Linked DNA regions of Homo sapiens: region 2 is linked to region 1. The links are chromatin contacts, found by Hi-C or POLR2A ChIA-PET in ENCODE. All regions are on one chromosome and are shown on one strand. Each heading gives the region's core, a stretch centred on a gene start or an enhancer-like site at or near the end of the contact. The rest is flanking DNA. Distances are from core to core; before and after follow the strand shown.

The links. Hi-C counts contacts between places; a loop is a spot of excess contacts on that map. ChIA-PET counts read pairs that join two places held with the same protein, here RNA polymerase II (POLR2A). Pooled maps may share reads with other maps.
Region 2: a pooled map shows a loop between it and region 1 (8-fold over the local background). The contact joins the promoter of PSMA1 here to the enhancer-like site in region 1. A Hi-C loop is called at or near these places in 8 of 50 pooled maps. POLR2A ChIA-PET finds 5 or more read pairs at or near these places in 5 of 52 experiments (H1, HEK293, Panc1 and 2 more).

The regions. Positions count from the first base shown.
Region 1 is chr11:14,410,694-14,418,584 of GRCh38, reverse strand. No RefSeq gene overlaps it. Among named protein-coding and RNA genes, the nearest start is that of RRAS2, 55 kb to the right of the region's middle. Within about 2 kb of position 3,249, at least 5 of the 41 ENCODE cell types and tissues checked have a DNase peak (open chromatin) inside an H3K27ac peak, as active enhancers do.
Region 2 is chr11:14,517,735-14,525,625 of GRCh38, reverse strand. It overlaps PSMA1 (proteasome 20S subunit alpha 1), which reads left to right and starts at 5,240. Exons shown (of 10, transcript NM_002786.4): 1 at 5,240-5,329; 2 at 6,585-6,629; 3 at 7,645-7,746; 4 at 7,881-7,891. The coding sequence starts at 5,327. RefSeq lists enhancers at 5,109-5,298, 4,833-5,447.

The DNA.
Region 1 (7,891 bases), core at 2,000-4,499:
AGTGAAACCCGTCTTTACTAAACATACAAAAAAAATTAGCCAGGCGTGGTGGCAGGCACCTGCAGTCCCAGCTACTCGGGAGGCTGAGGCAGGAAAATGGTGTGAACCTGGGAGGCAGAGCTTGCAGTGAGCCGAGATCGCACCATTGCACTCCAGCCTGGGTGACAGAGCGAGACTCCGTCTCAAAAAAAAAAAAAAAAAAGTTCCTAGGCAGAGAAAAACTGTCCCAGGGATGAGGTTCCAGGCGGAGATAGCAATATTATATAATTATATTAATATAATTAATAATATCTCTATCTCCTCTTCTTCCTGGGACTTCTTCACAATCTCCTTCCTGTTTTCCTCTGCCTCACATATGGATGGAATCACTACAGTGATTAAGAGCACAGGCTCTGAGTTCTGACAGATTTTCATTCTGCAACTTAACCACCCAAATGACCTTTAGCAGAATCACTTGTGTCTTACAAATAAGCACAGTAGTTGCATTTGCCTTGTAAGGTTGTTTAGAACATTTTTAAAAATTACCAGTATAAAGTGTGAGCCTCCACAAGCCAATTCTCAAGAAATGTTAGCTGCTATTATTTTTATTGTCAGTTAAGAACCTTTAAGGACCAGGGAACAGAAAACCTAACTCGAACTGGCTTAAACAGTAAGGAGATTCTTCACAGTACATAATGGGGAGTGTTGAAGTAGAGCAGGCCCCAGGCATGGAATAATCGGGGCTCTGACTCCATTTCTCTGTAGTGCTCCCAGCTCTGCCCTCTTCTTTGTATTGGCTCTGTCTACAGGCTAGCTTCCCTCATTGTCCAGAGACGGCTGTGTCACTGTGTCCTGAGCAACTGTGACAACATGCTTCCTTGTTCACATTCATCTAACAGAGAAAAAAATCTCCTCCCCAAACAGAAATATAAACCCTTCCTTTCAATATGCTTAGGCTAGTTTAGGGTATGTGCCTGCTTCTGGACCAATGACAGTGATCAGGGGGATTCCCTATGTTGATTGGCTTAAGCCTGGCTTCCTAACACACTCACTGGTAAGTGGAGTTGGATAGCCATAATTGACCTAGACTAATTGGGATCTAACAGGATCCACCTCTGGGATTAGAGATTGAGCCCAGCTTTCTCCTCATCACACGGCAGCATCTTGGCAAAGGGAGAAGGGTTCTGTGAGAGAGAAGGAAGGAATAACTGGATGTTGGCTGGACAATCAACTGCATCTTTTGTGATGATTCCTATTGCATTTTTTTGCATGTGAGTTCACATGGGTCTTTTAAGGCCATGGCTCAAATGGTTCCTTCCTGGTGAGGCTGACAATGGAATCAGCTACAGAGAATAGCACATGGCTCCCACCTCTCTCCCTCATTCCTCTCCTCTGCGCTTCCTGTCGCCCTCGCTCAGCATTAGTTTTATCTAAAGTTTTATCACCACCTGACATGTCATACTTTTAGCTTTACTTGTTTATTATGTCTTCTCCCTCTAAAATATAAATTACATGAGAGTAGAGGTTTGGAGTTGTTCAGTTTTGTACTTCTAATGTCTAGAAGAGTCCTGGCCCACAGTATGCACAACATAACAATTTGTTGAGTGAATAAAGTCTTCTAATCAGAGCCAGACTCCTTGGATCATCTCAGAGGTTGTCACCCAGCTATGGGGCCTGGGAATGGTCTCTGCTTTCACAGCTTCGTTTCTCCTCTTTCTGCTCTGTCTCTCTATCTATTTGCCCCTTGTCTATTCCTCAGTCTCTCTAATATCCATCTGCTGAGTAGGCTCATATTTGTCATTTTGCTTTCTTCCTACACAGCATTGATTGCAAATCTTTTTCTTCTCCCTTTTCATGCTGACTACCTCTTATTCTCTACATGCAAAATATTAAATATTTTGTGTTCAAATAAAGCTAAAAGAGCTGAGTGACCCTTATATCCTGCAAATATTTAAGACAGGACATCTCATTTTTTTGAGAACTTCATTTATGTTTTTACATACGTGTTTGAGAAATCCATACGGAGTGTATTACTGTAGGTGCTTCCATGTCTACCATTCCATGGCTTCCCGGATTTGTATCCTCTTTTTTTTTTTTTTTTTGAAACAGGGTCTCACTCTGTCACCCAGGCTGAGTGCAGATGTGTGATCATGGCTCACTGCAGCCTCGACCTCCCTGGCTCAAGTGATCCTCCCACCTCAGCCTCCTGAGTAGCTGGGACTACAGGCCCACACCACCACACCCGGCTAATTTTTTATTTTTTGTAGAGATGGAGTCTTGCTGTGTTGCCAAGGCTAGTCTAAAACTCCTGGGCATAAGTGACCCTTCCACCTTGGCCTCCCAAAGAGCTGAGATTATAGATGTGAGCCACTGTGCCTGGCCCTGGGTTTGTAACCTCTTTGAAGTCCTCTTTAGTATGAATATTTTTAAATTTTAAGAGAAAAGCCTCTGCTTTCTCCCATACCACTCCCACCCTAAAATCTGTCTGCCTCTAGTAAGGGACATGTAAGAAGGCATTGTTTTCTTATGTGATATTTTCTGACTGTAGGACTGGACAAAGGAACAATGATAAAAATAACAATAGAAAATATGTATTTGTCTAGCACTTTACAATAAACTGTTACCATTGTTCTTTTCTTAATTATAAAATTCATATGAGCTTACAAAATATTACTTTTTTTTTTTTTTTTTTTTTTTTTTTTAGCAAGGCTCTGTCTCCCAGGCCAGAGTGCAGTGGCACAGTTTGGGATCACTGCAACCTCTGCCTCATTGGTTCAAGCGATTCTCCTGCCTCAGCCTTCCAAGTAGCTGGAACTGTAGGAGTACGCCACTACGCCCGGCTAATTTTTGTATTTTTAGTAGAGATGGGGTTTCACCACGTTGCCCAGGCTTGTCTCAAACTCCTGACCTTAAGTGATCCTCCTGCCTCAGGTTCCCAAAGTGCTGGGATTACAGGTGTGAGCCACTGCACCTAGCCTACAATTTTTTTTAGTGGGATCGCATTGCACCATGGTGTTATTGGGCTTTCAGAGACTGAGAGAGGTTATCTAATAGATATGGCTAGGAGGTGGAAGAGCCAGAACTAGAACCTGGGCCCTGTCATCCCAAAGCCTTTGCTCTTCTCAGTGCCCCCGTTCCAGGCATTCAACTTGGCCTTCGCCTCCCTCTCTGATGATGTGAACGTGTAAGTGGGTGTTAGTTGTTAGGCTTACTTGATGACTCAGAACAGCTGCCTTCCCCTCTGAGGTCGGGGGTAACCCCAGGTAGGTACTGCCCACCCAGGAGCCTGTGGCTTCCTGCCTTCTTCAGTTCAAGGGTTTATCAGATAAGGCGGAGCCTTAAAATGCTCATATTTCCCAGAACACATAGTTTGATTTGACAAGCACAGGCTGCAAAGACTGACCAGAGGACAGGGAGTGTGTGGTCATGGGTAAATAGCAGTGGAGACTGGAAGAGTCCAGGGCTAACAGCCTCTTCCTCCAGTCCAGCATCTGTACCCCCAGGGCCTCAGTATCTATAACTAGTGAGCCTATGTCCCCAGATAGGGGTCCCTCCTCCACCAGAAAGTGAACTTTAGAAAGCCAGATGGTCTCAGCCCTCACAGGCTTCCAGGAAACCTCAACAATTCTAAGAAGACCCCATTTCCTGCTTCACACCCAGAGCCTGAGTCTTTGGTGGGGAAAGGGAGGGAAGCCTGTGCCACCCCCTGCTCCCTCCACCTCCGATCCTTGCCCTAGGCAACCCCTCTGTTTGAACAACTTCTCATAGAGACAGCACATCTCTATGGGGTGTTGAGAGGGGGCCTCCCAGCTTATCCAGACTCTAGGATCCCCCTCTTCTCTGGGATACCTTTCACACCCATGTCTCCTAACCCAGATCCTTCTGTTACTCCCGAGCTAAAGACAGGCCCTAGAGGTGAGCCAAAGCAACTGACAGCCCTAAAGGCATTTCAATGTGGTTATGACATTTAATAAATCAATGTTTCCCCGTATGGAAGTCATATAGCATTGGTAGGACAGAAAATAATTTTAAGTTTCCACATGAATATCAGCATTAAAGAATATTTAATTACCCCCTTTTTCATTCCTTTTCAATACTTTTGATTATATCAAGAAGAATGTCTCCATTAGGTGCTAGTAGTTCTTTAACATCCCTCTGATACCAGTAAGACTCACCATGAAGAAAAGAAGAGAGGGCATAAATAAATAATATTAAAAATAAAAACAGGATTATAGCAAGCACTTTCTATATAATGTTTTAAAAGATAACCTTTCAAAAGCAACAACATTGTTTACGTGTAGAAATAAATCTCATAAAAGATGTACGCCTAGTCTTTATCAAGAAAATTATATAATTTTAATGAAAACTATAAAGTAAAACCTAAACAAATAAGATCCAGCATGGATGGGAAGAAAACTCAATATGATAAAGATGTCAGTTCTTCCAAATTATTCTAGAAATTTAATGCAATCCCAATCAATATTCTGAATGTGTGTGTGTGTGTGTGTGTGTGTGTGTGTGTGTGTGTGTTTAATTTTTCTAGCTGATTCTAAAACTTATTTGGAAGACCAAACAGAGCTGCTATTTTATATTTTATATAGGGTGGCCTGGGAAGGCCCTTCTGAGGAATGATGTGTGAGGAATGAAGCATTCTAGGTAGGTTGAGCCAAGGCTTTGAGGTAGCAGCTTGCTTGGAATGTTCCAAGAATACGAGGTCAGTGTGGCTGACTGAATGAATGGCAGAAATGAGGTCAGAGAAGTAGCCAGGGGCCAGATGACATGGGGCCTTGTGGACTGCGGTAAGAGCTCCGAAATTTACTCTGTAATGGGAGGCTGTTTGATTTTTTGAGCAAAGAGTGATCCAATTTAATTTGAACATTAAAAATGTTTGAAAGAGCTGAAAATATTAAGTAAGCCTCTGTGTGGGCGGTATGGAAATGCAGTTAAAACTGTGAAGGAGGCACATGAATGACTGAAATTTTGAAAATTCTGCATGAAGTAATTCCTTAAGTCACAGATTTGGTCTTTCTAATTTAGCTGAGCCCAAACAGAATGGGAAAGGAATCTGAGTTCTTGGAGCCAATGCTGACAAATGTGTGGGAGGGGCAGGCCAGGCCCAAATCTTCTTCCTGCTGCTTTGGCTCATGGTGGATGTCCCAGGGAATCCCCCCAGTGGCTGGACCTCCAATTACAGCCTCCCAGAGAGTGAGTCCAAAAAGCAGCTACTCTGAAAAACATCACAGACCTCAAAACTAGTGAGATTTAAAGAAGGTTAGAGCTGAATGGGACTCCAGAGAGAATAATAAAAATGAGAAATTATAATAACACGTGCATGTCCCTAAAGACAATCATTATCTTCTCTCAAAAACTGTTCCTTCTCTGGCATTCCCTAGTCCAGTAAATGGCACATTATTCACTCAGTCAGCCAACAAAGTTTTATTAAGCCTATACTATATGTCAGTATTGGATTCTCTCTAACAAGCAAAATTGACATAGGCTCTGCCCTCATGGAGCTACCAGTCTGATATGGGGAGAGAGACAGTAAACAAGTTATTACAAAACACTTAGCACTGTGAAAGAAATAAATAGAGTAGTGTGGTAGAGCAAGGATCAGCAAACTAAACAGAGGTCATATATGGCTTACTGTCCTTTTTTTGTAAATAAAATTTTATTGGAACACAGACATACTCATTTGTTTATATATTGTCTATGCTTGCTTTCATGCTACAATGGCAAGTTTGAGTAGCTTGTAACAGAGACTTATAGCCTTCAAAGCCTAAAATAGTTACTATCTGGCCATTTACAGGATAAGTTTGCCTACCACTATTATAGAAGATAATGGGATTATTGGTGAATGACAAACAAAATTAAAACAAACAAAAACAAAACAAAAGAAGATAATGGGGGAGCCGGTCTCCCAGTAATGTCCAATAGAACTTTCTGAAATGATGGCAGTGTCCTGTATCTGTGCTGTTCATTATGGTAACCACCAACCACATGTAACTATTGGATTTGTCGCACTTGGGTTTAGCTTCCCACTTCCACTTCTCCAGTCAGTTTTGGCCAAAGGGTGATAGGGTCACATGGTAAAAACAGGGCTTCCCTTAGCTGCCTTTTGCAGAGACAAGGAGCGGAGTATTTACCCTTAGGAAGGGCTGTGGGTGTAACAGTGGAGTTAGTTGATGTGTTAACTACCATCCTGTAATGTCTGCATTAGCTAGGTGCCCGAATCTGTGATGCTATGATTCTCCCTGAGGCTTTGGCTCTTGGGGGGCCTGGATCTGTGACCTAAATTAACTCCCTCTATAGCCAGAAGTTCCCAGATGGTTATGATTGCTTGGTTGGGGCAAACACATTCTTTTCCCTCCATGCCCCCAACCAGACCTCCTCTATTCCTTCCCCCATTTAGAGACACTTCAGCAAGGGAGGGAAGGACAAAGCCTCCCACATGTGGGTCTCAGAGCCACAAAGAATAGTGCAGTCCCTTGGGAGGAAGCCTGCTGCAGAGGCTGCTGGAGAATTTCTGATTTTCTGCTTTGGGTCTTAATAACTCAGGGATGATGTGGTCAGGGCCTAAGGGGATCATTTTGTAATTTCACCCCTGACAGCATTGGCTTGGGCTCTGATGCTTGGGCCATCTCTGACTCAGAGCTGAGTTAAATAATTAAATCTGCTGCCTCCCAAATTTGGCAGGGATGGGGGTGGGTGGTGGCTGCACAGGTCCTGTGAATCTCCTAGGCAGGCAGAATGGGTTTTACTTAGCCATGTGGCAGGGGAGGGAGGCCTGGAAATTTTCCATTTCCAGTACACCTTCCCTAACTGCTCCGAATGCCTAAAAATAAGCCAGTGGACCCTTACCTTACCTGGAGGCTTTGTTTCCAATGAAAAGCAACTCCCTATACTGCCCAAGACTGTCCTTGGAGTTAGCATCAGTCCTATGGGCTTTAGAGAGGACTGAGTTTCATGTCCTTTCCTCCTATTGGGTATGGAAAGGGAGATAGCAGGGAACCATGAGAGCCCTAGAGTAATGTGTGCATGTGAGTGTGTGTGTGAGTGTGTGAGAGCATATGTGTGTGAGCGCACGCATGTGTGTGTGTGTGTGTGTGTTGGGGATAGATGTGGGAGGTGGGATTGAAAGAAGAAACATGTTCAGAATTGGGGCTGAGTAGCACTCAATGCAGATGTTCGCAGGGCTATACCTCTAATAAAAACCCATGTCTTATCCTGGCTGTGCCACTCATTCTCTATATCCTTGATTGAGCAAGTCTCTTAATCTCCCTGGGCTTCAGTTTCCTCATTTGTAAAATGAAGTGATTGGGTGAGGAAGTATCCAAGGGTCCTTCCAGTTCTGCGTCACTGGACCGGAAACACATCCCTTCTGGAGGAGGGCTGGTGAGGGGAGGCAAGTTCCAGTGGAATCTCTCCTTTCAGGCTTTCAAATAGCAAGAACAGTACAGCAGCACACGCCCAGGAGGAAAGGTGTGGGCGGTCTCACAGGGAAGCACAGACTGCCCTGAATCTGGCCCCTGCAAGTCTCACCTCCAGTCCAATTAGAAAACGGTGTCCCTTCTTCAAGACATGTTACTTCGGTTTACCAGAAAATTGTCTTAATAACTCTACAGATCTACAATGCCTGAAATGTGAAGAGCACTCCTCAGAGCTCTGCAAAGCACAGTGGCCTGCCATGCTATCACATGCTCTGCCATGGGCAGGTTGCAGGCTTAGGAGGTACTGGGTGCCATAAAGACCTTGCCATAGAGCAATGGTTTGCAAACTGCTGGGCCCCACCCCAGCGTTTCTGATTCAGTAGTTCAAGGGTGGACCCTGAAAATATGCATCTCTAACAAGTTCCCAGGTAAATCTGATGCTACTTGACTGGGGACCACACACTGAGAACCACCACTGTAGAGTG
Region 2 (7,891 bases), core at 3,991-6,490, 110 kb before region 1:
GGCAAAACAATTTGGTTGATAAGGCACAGATCCTGAACTAACCTGTAAGACTTGTCTGGTTTTTGGACAAGTAAAATGGGGGAATTGTAAGGAGAGTTTATAGGTTTTAGAAGCCCATGCTGTAACAGGCAACTGATAACAGGCTTTAATCCTTTAAAAGCGTGCTGTGGGATGGGATATTGGCGTTGAGCGGGGTAAGGGTGATTAGATTTTTATGGGATGGTAAGGGGTGCATGATCGGTCGCCAAGGAGGGAGTAGAGGTGTCCTATACTTGTGAATTAAGGTAGGGAGATACAAGGAGAGGATGTGAAGGAGGCTTTGAACTGGGGCAAAAGGTGGCAATAAGGTGTGGCTGTAGTCCAGGAATAATCAGGGAAGCAGATAATTTGGTTAAAATGTCTTGGCTTAATAAGGAAAGTGGGCAGTTGGGGATAACTAAAAAGAGTGCATAAAGGAATGTTGTCCAAGTTGGCACCAGAGTGGGGGAGTTTTAAGGGGTTTAGAAGCCTGGCCGTCAATACCCACAACAGTTATGGAGGCAAGGGAAACAGGCCCTTGAAAAGAAGGTAATGAGGGGTGGGTAGCCTCCCTATTGATTAAGAAGGAGACGGACTTACCCTCCACTGTAAGTGTGATGGTCCAGGAGGCTTCCGAGAAGATTGGGCAGTGTCAGTCTTCAGCCGCTAAGCCGAGATCTGGGAAGGAGTCAGTCAGAGCCTTGGACCAGAGTTCCAGGGGCTCTGGGAGTGGCTGCCAGGCAAGTTGGATAGTCTGATTTCCAGTGGGCTCCCGATTTAAAATCGGTGAGATGTTCCTTGGGCTGGTTGGTCTGAGGACCCGAGGTCATAGGTGGATCTCTTCACAGAGTGAGGGTGAGGACAGCGGACTGGTCTCCCAAAGGAGTCCGCTGACCCGGGTCTTCGGCACCAAATGTCTTACGTGTCCGTGTGAAGAGACTACCAAACAGGCTTTGTGTGAGCAACATGGCTGTTTATTTCACCTGGGTGCAGACGGGCTGAGTCCAAAAAGAGAGTCAGCAACGGGTGGTGGATTATCATTATTAGTTCTTAGAGGTTTTGGGATAGGCAGTGGAGTTAAGAGCAATGTTTTGGGGGCAGGGGGTGGATCTCACAAAGTACATTCTCAAGGGTGGGGAGAATTACAAAGAACCTTCTTAAGGGTGGGGGAGATTACAAAGTACATTGATCAGTTAGGTTGGGGCAGAAATAAATCAATGGTGGAACTTCGTCAGTTAAGGCTATTTTCACTTCTTTTGTGAATCTTCAGTTGCTTCAGGCCATCTGGATGTATACGTGCAGGTCACTGGGGATATGATGGCTTAGCTTGAGCTCAGAGGCCTGACACTGGGCTCATGTGATCCTGTCACCTCAGCCTCTCGAGTAGCTGGGACTACAGGTGCATACAACTACACCTGGCTAATTTTCTTTCCTTCCTTTCTTCCTCCCTCTCTCTCTCCCTCCCTTCATTTTTTTTTTTTTTTTTTTTTTTTTTTTTGAGACAGGGTCTTGCTATGTTGCTCAGGCTGGTAACTCCTGGCCCTAAGCAATTCTCCTGCATTAGCAGGAGAAAAAAAAGTGTCGGGATTACAGGTGTGAGCCACTTTGCCTGGCTTCCAATGACCTTTAAAGAAGTAGTACTATGTTCGCTGACCTAGTCTTCCTACAAAATATCTTTATTGATCAGTTTTTCAGCTTCTGATTAATGCTCAAGATGTATCTTGAGGCCGGGCATGGTAGCTCATGCCTATAATCCCAGCACTTTGGGAGGCCCAGGCAGGAGGATAGCTTGAGTCCAGGAGTTTGAGACCAACCTGGGCAACAAAGTAAGACCTTGTCTCTACAAAAAAAATAAAATTATCTGGGCATGGGGGTACTTGCCTGTAGTCCCAGCTACTTGGGAGGCTGAGGTAGGAGGATCACTTGGGCCCAGGAGGTCCAGGCTGAAGTGATTGTGCCATTGCACTCCAGCCTGGGCAACAGAGAAATACCCTGTCTTAAAAAAAAAAAAAAAAAATGTATCCTGAGAGCTGAGGAGCTGAGTATGGTGGCTCACTCCTGTAATTTCAGCACTTTGGGAGGCCAAGGAGGGAGGATCACTTTAAGGCCAGGCATTCATGACCAGCCTGGGCAACATAGTAGGACCCTGTCTCTACAAAAAATTTTAAAATTAGCCAGGTATGGTGGTGTGCACCTGTAGCCCTAGCTACTTGGGAGGCTGAGGCAATAGGATGGCTTGAGCCCAGGAGTTCAAGGTTACAGTGAGCTATGATCATGCCACTGTACTCTAGCCTGGGCTACACAGCTAGACTCTGTCTCTAAAAAAAAAGTTGTTGTTGTTGTTGTTTTTAACGATGTATCTTGAGCCAAATCCCCAAAACACACAAAGAGGAGCTGAAAATCATATAAACCTTTAATAAGCCCTTGGGACTTTCATTCTTAACAAAAAGGTCAACCAAATGCCCCTTCTTTTGGTCTACAAGTAGAGCTTTGATAACAGCCATTCTGAAGAGTACAGACAATTGCTGTGAATAAAGGATGTATCGCAAAGCCCCAGATATTTGCTTAGGAAATAATTATCAGAAGGACAGGTTTGGAGTGATAGATCTATCACTCATTCATTCAACAAATGTTTAGTGAGTGCCTACTATATGCCAGGCTTTGTTTCAGGTACTAGGAATATCTCAGTAAATTTTTAAAAAGTCAAAAAATTATGTTTGGATATTTATGTGATTCCCTGTTGCATATTTACAATGTGTGCTTCAACTTTTATTTAAACTAGATTCAGTGGGTTTCTTTTATTTGTATCCAAAAGGCCCTTTCTATAAAAGTGACACAGTAATAAGAGGTTACCATCCCTAATTACAGGAAGCTCCTACAAGTCAGTAAGAAAATGATTAACACAATAATATGAGGAAAGGAATGAAGTGGCAATCCACTAAAGTAACATAAACAGCCAAGAAATACAACAAAAGATTTTTTTACTAGTAATAAAAAACTATAAATAAAATTAAAAATTAAAGAAACAGGTTTTCTTTTTTGGCCTATCAAATTGATAAAAGTAAAAAGTACTTATAATATCCAGTGTTGGTAAGAATACAGAGAAAACTGACTCTCAGGCAGCGTAGAATATTAAATGGATATAACTTTTTTTGCAACTCAGCCATATTTATCATAACTGTAAATGTAAGTTCCCTTTGACCCCACAATTCTACTTCTATGAATTCTTCATCAGGTAAGGTAATTATGCACACAATAGGTGTGTATGTACAAGAATATTCATTATAGTATTTTTATGATACCAATAACTTGGAAACAATTGAATTGCACACTAATAATTAAGCAAATTATTATATTTCCATACAATAAAATACTATGCGACTATTGAAAATAATATAGACCATTACTTATGGACATATGATAGCTATAACTTTTTAAGTGTATTAATAAAAACAGTATCATCTTATTTTTAAAAATTGTATATTTATTACACATCTGTGTGAGGCATGTGACTAGAGAGATATATATGGAAAGAATTTTCAAAATGTTTATGTAGTATATGACAATTTTTAAATGAGCATTTATTTAATCAGTTAGCACTATTTATAAACACTTAATATGTGCTACGCATTGTGCTAGGTCCTGGAGAAACGAAAGAGAACAATCTATTAATTTAATCTGTTAATTTAGTCCACCAAATCAACAGTGTTTTTCAGAAATACGACAATAACCAGTGTTGATGAATTAGAGAAGGTAACCTCATATACTACTGTTGAGAGTATATGTTGGTAAAACATTTCTGGAGAACAATTTAGTACTTTGTTTTTTGTTTTTTTTTTTTTGAGATGGAGTCGCACTCTGTCGCCCAGGCTGGAGTGCAGTGGCACGATCTCAGCTCACTGCAACCTCCGCCTCCCGGGTTCAAGCGATTCTCCTGCCTCAGCCTCCTGAGGCACGCCACCACGCCCGGCTAATTTTTGTATTTTTAGTAGAGACGGGGTTTTACCATGTTGGCCAGGATGGTCCGATCTCCTGACCTCGTGATCCACCCGCCTCTGCCTTCCAAAGTGTTGGGATTACAAGCGTGAGCCACCGCGCCCGGCTTTTTTTTTTTTTGAAACAGAATCTCTATTGCCCAGGCGGGCTGGAGTGCAACGGCGCGACCATGGCTCACTGCAACCTCGATCTCCCTGGCTCAAGAGATCCTCCCACATCAGCTTCCCGAGTGGCTGGGACCACAGGCCCATGCCAACATGCCCAGCCTTTTTTTTTTATTATTCTTATTCTTATTCTTATTCTTATTATTATTGTAGCGACGAGGTCCCACTGTATTAAAATAATATAGTGATCTCAAACTCCTGGGTTCAAGCGATCCTCCGCCCTCGGCCTCCAATAGCGCTGGGATTACAGGCGTGAGCCACCACACCCAGTCTCTTTTTTACAAAGAATATAAATAGCCGGTGGATGTCAGACTATTTCGTTATGGAAAGATGCTCTCAAAAGACGAAATAGATAAATCGAAAGAAAGTGTCCATTTTTTCTCAGTGGCCTAATCTGTCAGGTACCATGCTTGGTTTTGGGGGCATAGAAAGACATTAGCGCCCTCATGGAGTTCAAAGTCTGGTGGAAGAAATCAATCATAATAACAATGAGGGGTTAACGACAACAGACCCTTGAAAGATAACATCTCCAGGGAATAAGGAAGAGCATTCCAAAGTATTTTGCCAAATGGCAAAAACCGCAGTTACTTTTGCACCAACCTTAATGCAAATAAAAGCATGTACACAAACAAGATACTCGAGGAAGAATACAGCTGACACACAGAAACGGATCGTTATCTTGTGGCTTTCCTGCAGCCTCGTTCCTTTCAGTCACATAACACCCCAAATCTGTGGACGGTTAATGAGAGCTAGTATCACCCAGAGTCACGGCTGTTGACTCGGACGACTTTAGATGCAGCCCGCCAGCGGGAGAAACTGGAGGGAATCCGCCATACACAGGAACCTAGAAGGGCTACGTGACAGGGGCTGCCCCGCAGCTCTCAGCCGCCGGCACTCCCAGCCAGGTTTTCCCGCCAGTCTCAGTTCCTAGATCTTCCGAGGCTCCGCCCGCCGCCGAGCGGTCGGAAAGTTTTAAGGAGGGGGAAGTGTTGCAAGCCTATCGATATCTCTGGAATAGACTGCGCTACCCTGCGCCGCCGCCGTCAAACTCCCGCAGACTTCTCTGTAGATCGCTGAGCGATACTTTCGGCAGCACCTCCTTGATTCTCAGTTTTGCTGGAGGCCGCAACCAGGCCCGCGCCGCCACCATGGTACGTTGAATCCCGATCTCTGGAAGGTTTAGGGCAGAGCTCTGGTGACTGGGGGATGACGAGCCACCTCTCCTGTCATCCTTAGCGTCGCCCGGTGCCACGAGGTATGAGAGCCTCGGCAGACGGCCGGGCTCCGGCAGTGATTCAGCATCTCCGGCCTGGCCGGGCTAGGGGTTATCGGTAGCCAGTGCGGCCTTTCCACCGCTTTCGCTTCCCGGGGAGCCTCCGACACTTCCTCCTCGGTCAGCTAGATGAGTTCGCCCCTCAGGTTCCTTCAGTGGAGTAGATTCTGAGCGGTCCAGAATAGCTCCTAGTGCTGTGTATGGGAGAGGAGAAGACAGAGACTTGACTTGGAGGCCTACCTGTACCACCAGTGCGGACTTGACCCCCAGGTTTGTGTTCCTGGACAGCGTCCGTTTTCCTGGTGGGTCCGTCTATTTATCTCTCGCCTAGACTTCGATTAGAAGAGGCCCTTTTCAATCATTTTGTCCAGTCACCTAGTTGCGGATGAGTAAGCCGAGGCTGAGAGGGGAAGTGATGGAATCAGGGTTACAATATAGGGTTCTGGGTTTCCAGTTCTGTCTGCCATTCTAGCACTCAATCTCACTCCCATGACTATTATTATAATAGTCGTAATAGCCGTAATGGTTCTATCGCTGCAGCTATTTGTGTCCACCTCTAACTTTGTGAGGACATTTTTGTTCATTCAATGTGAATATACAGACAGCACTTGTACAGGCATAACTACAGTGAACATTAAAAAATAAGTCATACATGTCCCTAATCATAAAAACAGAAAGGGACGTTTAGATAAAGAGCTGTGGGAGTATATGTTAGGGGGATTTGGGAAGAAAAGGAGAAGACTTCAAGAAATCGACATTTAAGCTACCTTAAAGAAAAGGAAGACTTTTAACCATTTATTAGGGCCCAATAAAAGGGAGCAGCATAAGCAAAAATAGGCAAGAAAGTTGATTGTGAACTTTAGTAATTGAGCCTAAAGGGGTTGATATGGAGGGTGTTAGAATAAGAGTTTGGAAAAATAGGACCCATTTAGATCTGCTTCTCCCTCTCCCACGAGTTTATGGTAAATGTAGAATTGGCTTACATCTGAGTACAGTAGTAATCTTCCAGTAAGACTGCATGAACAGAGTGCCTTAACATTGAATGGAAATACAAGCATATTTCTTAATGAATGTTAAGAGTTGGGATTTGAAATGTTCTTCTATTAACAGGTATTTTTTTCTTTTACTTTTAGTTTCGAAATCAGTATGACAATGATGTCACTGTTTGGAGCCCCCAGGTAAAATAATGTTTTTAAACCTTTTCTGTGAAGTGGCTTTTTGTGGCTGCAATATATTTAGAAACTTGTGAGAGCGTAGGCTTGGGGAAAATGGAATATAATTATTTTAGACGTTCTTGGAAGTTGCATTTATAATTAAAATAGGTTTCCTGATGGACCTAGAGGACATTATGTTAAGTGAAATAAGCCAGAAACAGAAAGAAAAATGTTTCATGCTCTCACTTATATGTGGAATCTTTTGTTTAAAAGGGCAAATATATATATAGAGAGAGTAAAACAGTGGTTACCAGGGTAGGGGGTGGCAGTGGGGAGGAAAAAAGAGGAGATACAAAGTAGCAAATATGTAGGTTGAGCAAGTGGAAAGATCTAATGTACAACATGAAGACTACAGTTAATAATGCAGGTAGTGTTTTGTATTCAAGATTTTTGTTAAATGAGTAGTTTATAGCCCTTGCCACAGCAGAGGAAAATGGGTAACTATGTGAGACAACGGATGTGTTCATTCTGCGATAGTGACCCTACTATATATGTGTATCTTATAACATCATGTTGCATACGTTAAATATACACAAGAAAATTTATTTTAAAAGAAGCTTTCAGCCGGGTGCAGTGGCTCATGCCTGTAATCCCAGCACTTTGGGAGGCCAAGGAAGGTAGATTGCTTGAGTCTTGGAGTTCAAGACCACCCTGAACAACATGAAACCCGGACTCTACAAGAAATACAAAAATTAGCTGGGCGTGGTGGTGCTTGCCTATAGTCCCAGCTACTGTGGACAGTGAGGTGAGAGGACTGCTTGAGCCTAGGAGGCAGAGGTTGTACTGAGCTGAAGATTGTGCCACTGCACTCCAGCCTGGGTGACAGAGTGAGAACCTGTCTCAAAAAAAAAAAAAGGTCTCTTGATTAAAAAAAAAATCAGTTGAGATTTAACTGTGCTCACCTGATATTTGAAAACCCTAATTTTTAATTTATAAAAGATCTTCTAAGATGTGTGTTTTTTGTTTTTTTTTTCTTTAGGGCAGGATTCATCAAATTGAATATGCAATGGAAGCTGTTAAACAAGGTTCAGCCACAGTTGGTCTGAAATCAAAAACTCATGCAGTTTTGGTTGCATTGAAAGTAAGTACAGTAATAAATATGTCTTCCTCTGTAGAAAACAATGTAAATTTCACCATAGAAAATAAGGTTGTAAACTTATTTTTACATTTGTCTCTTTTTTTTTTTTTTTTACATCTTATAATGTCTCTATTTAGAGGGCGCAATC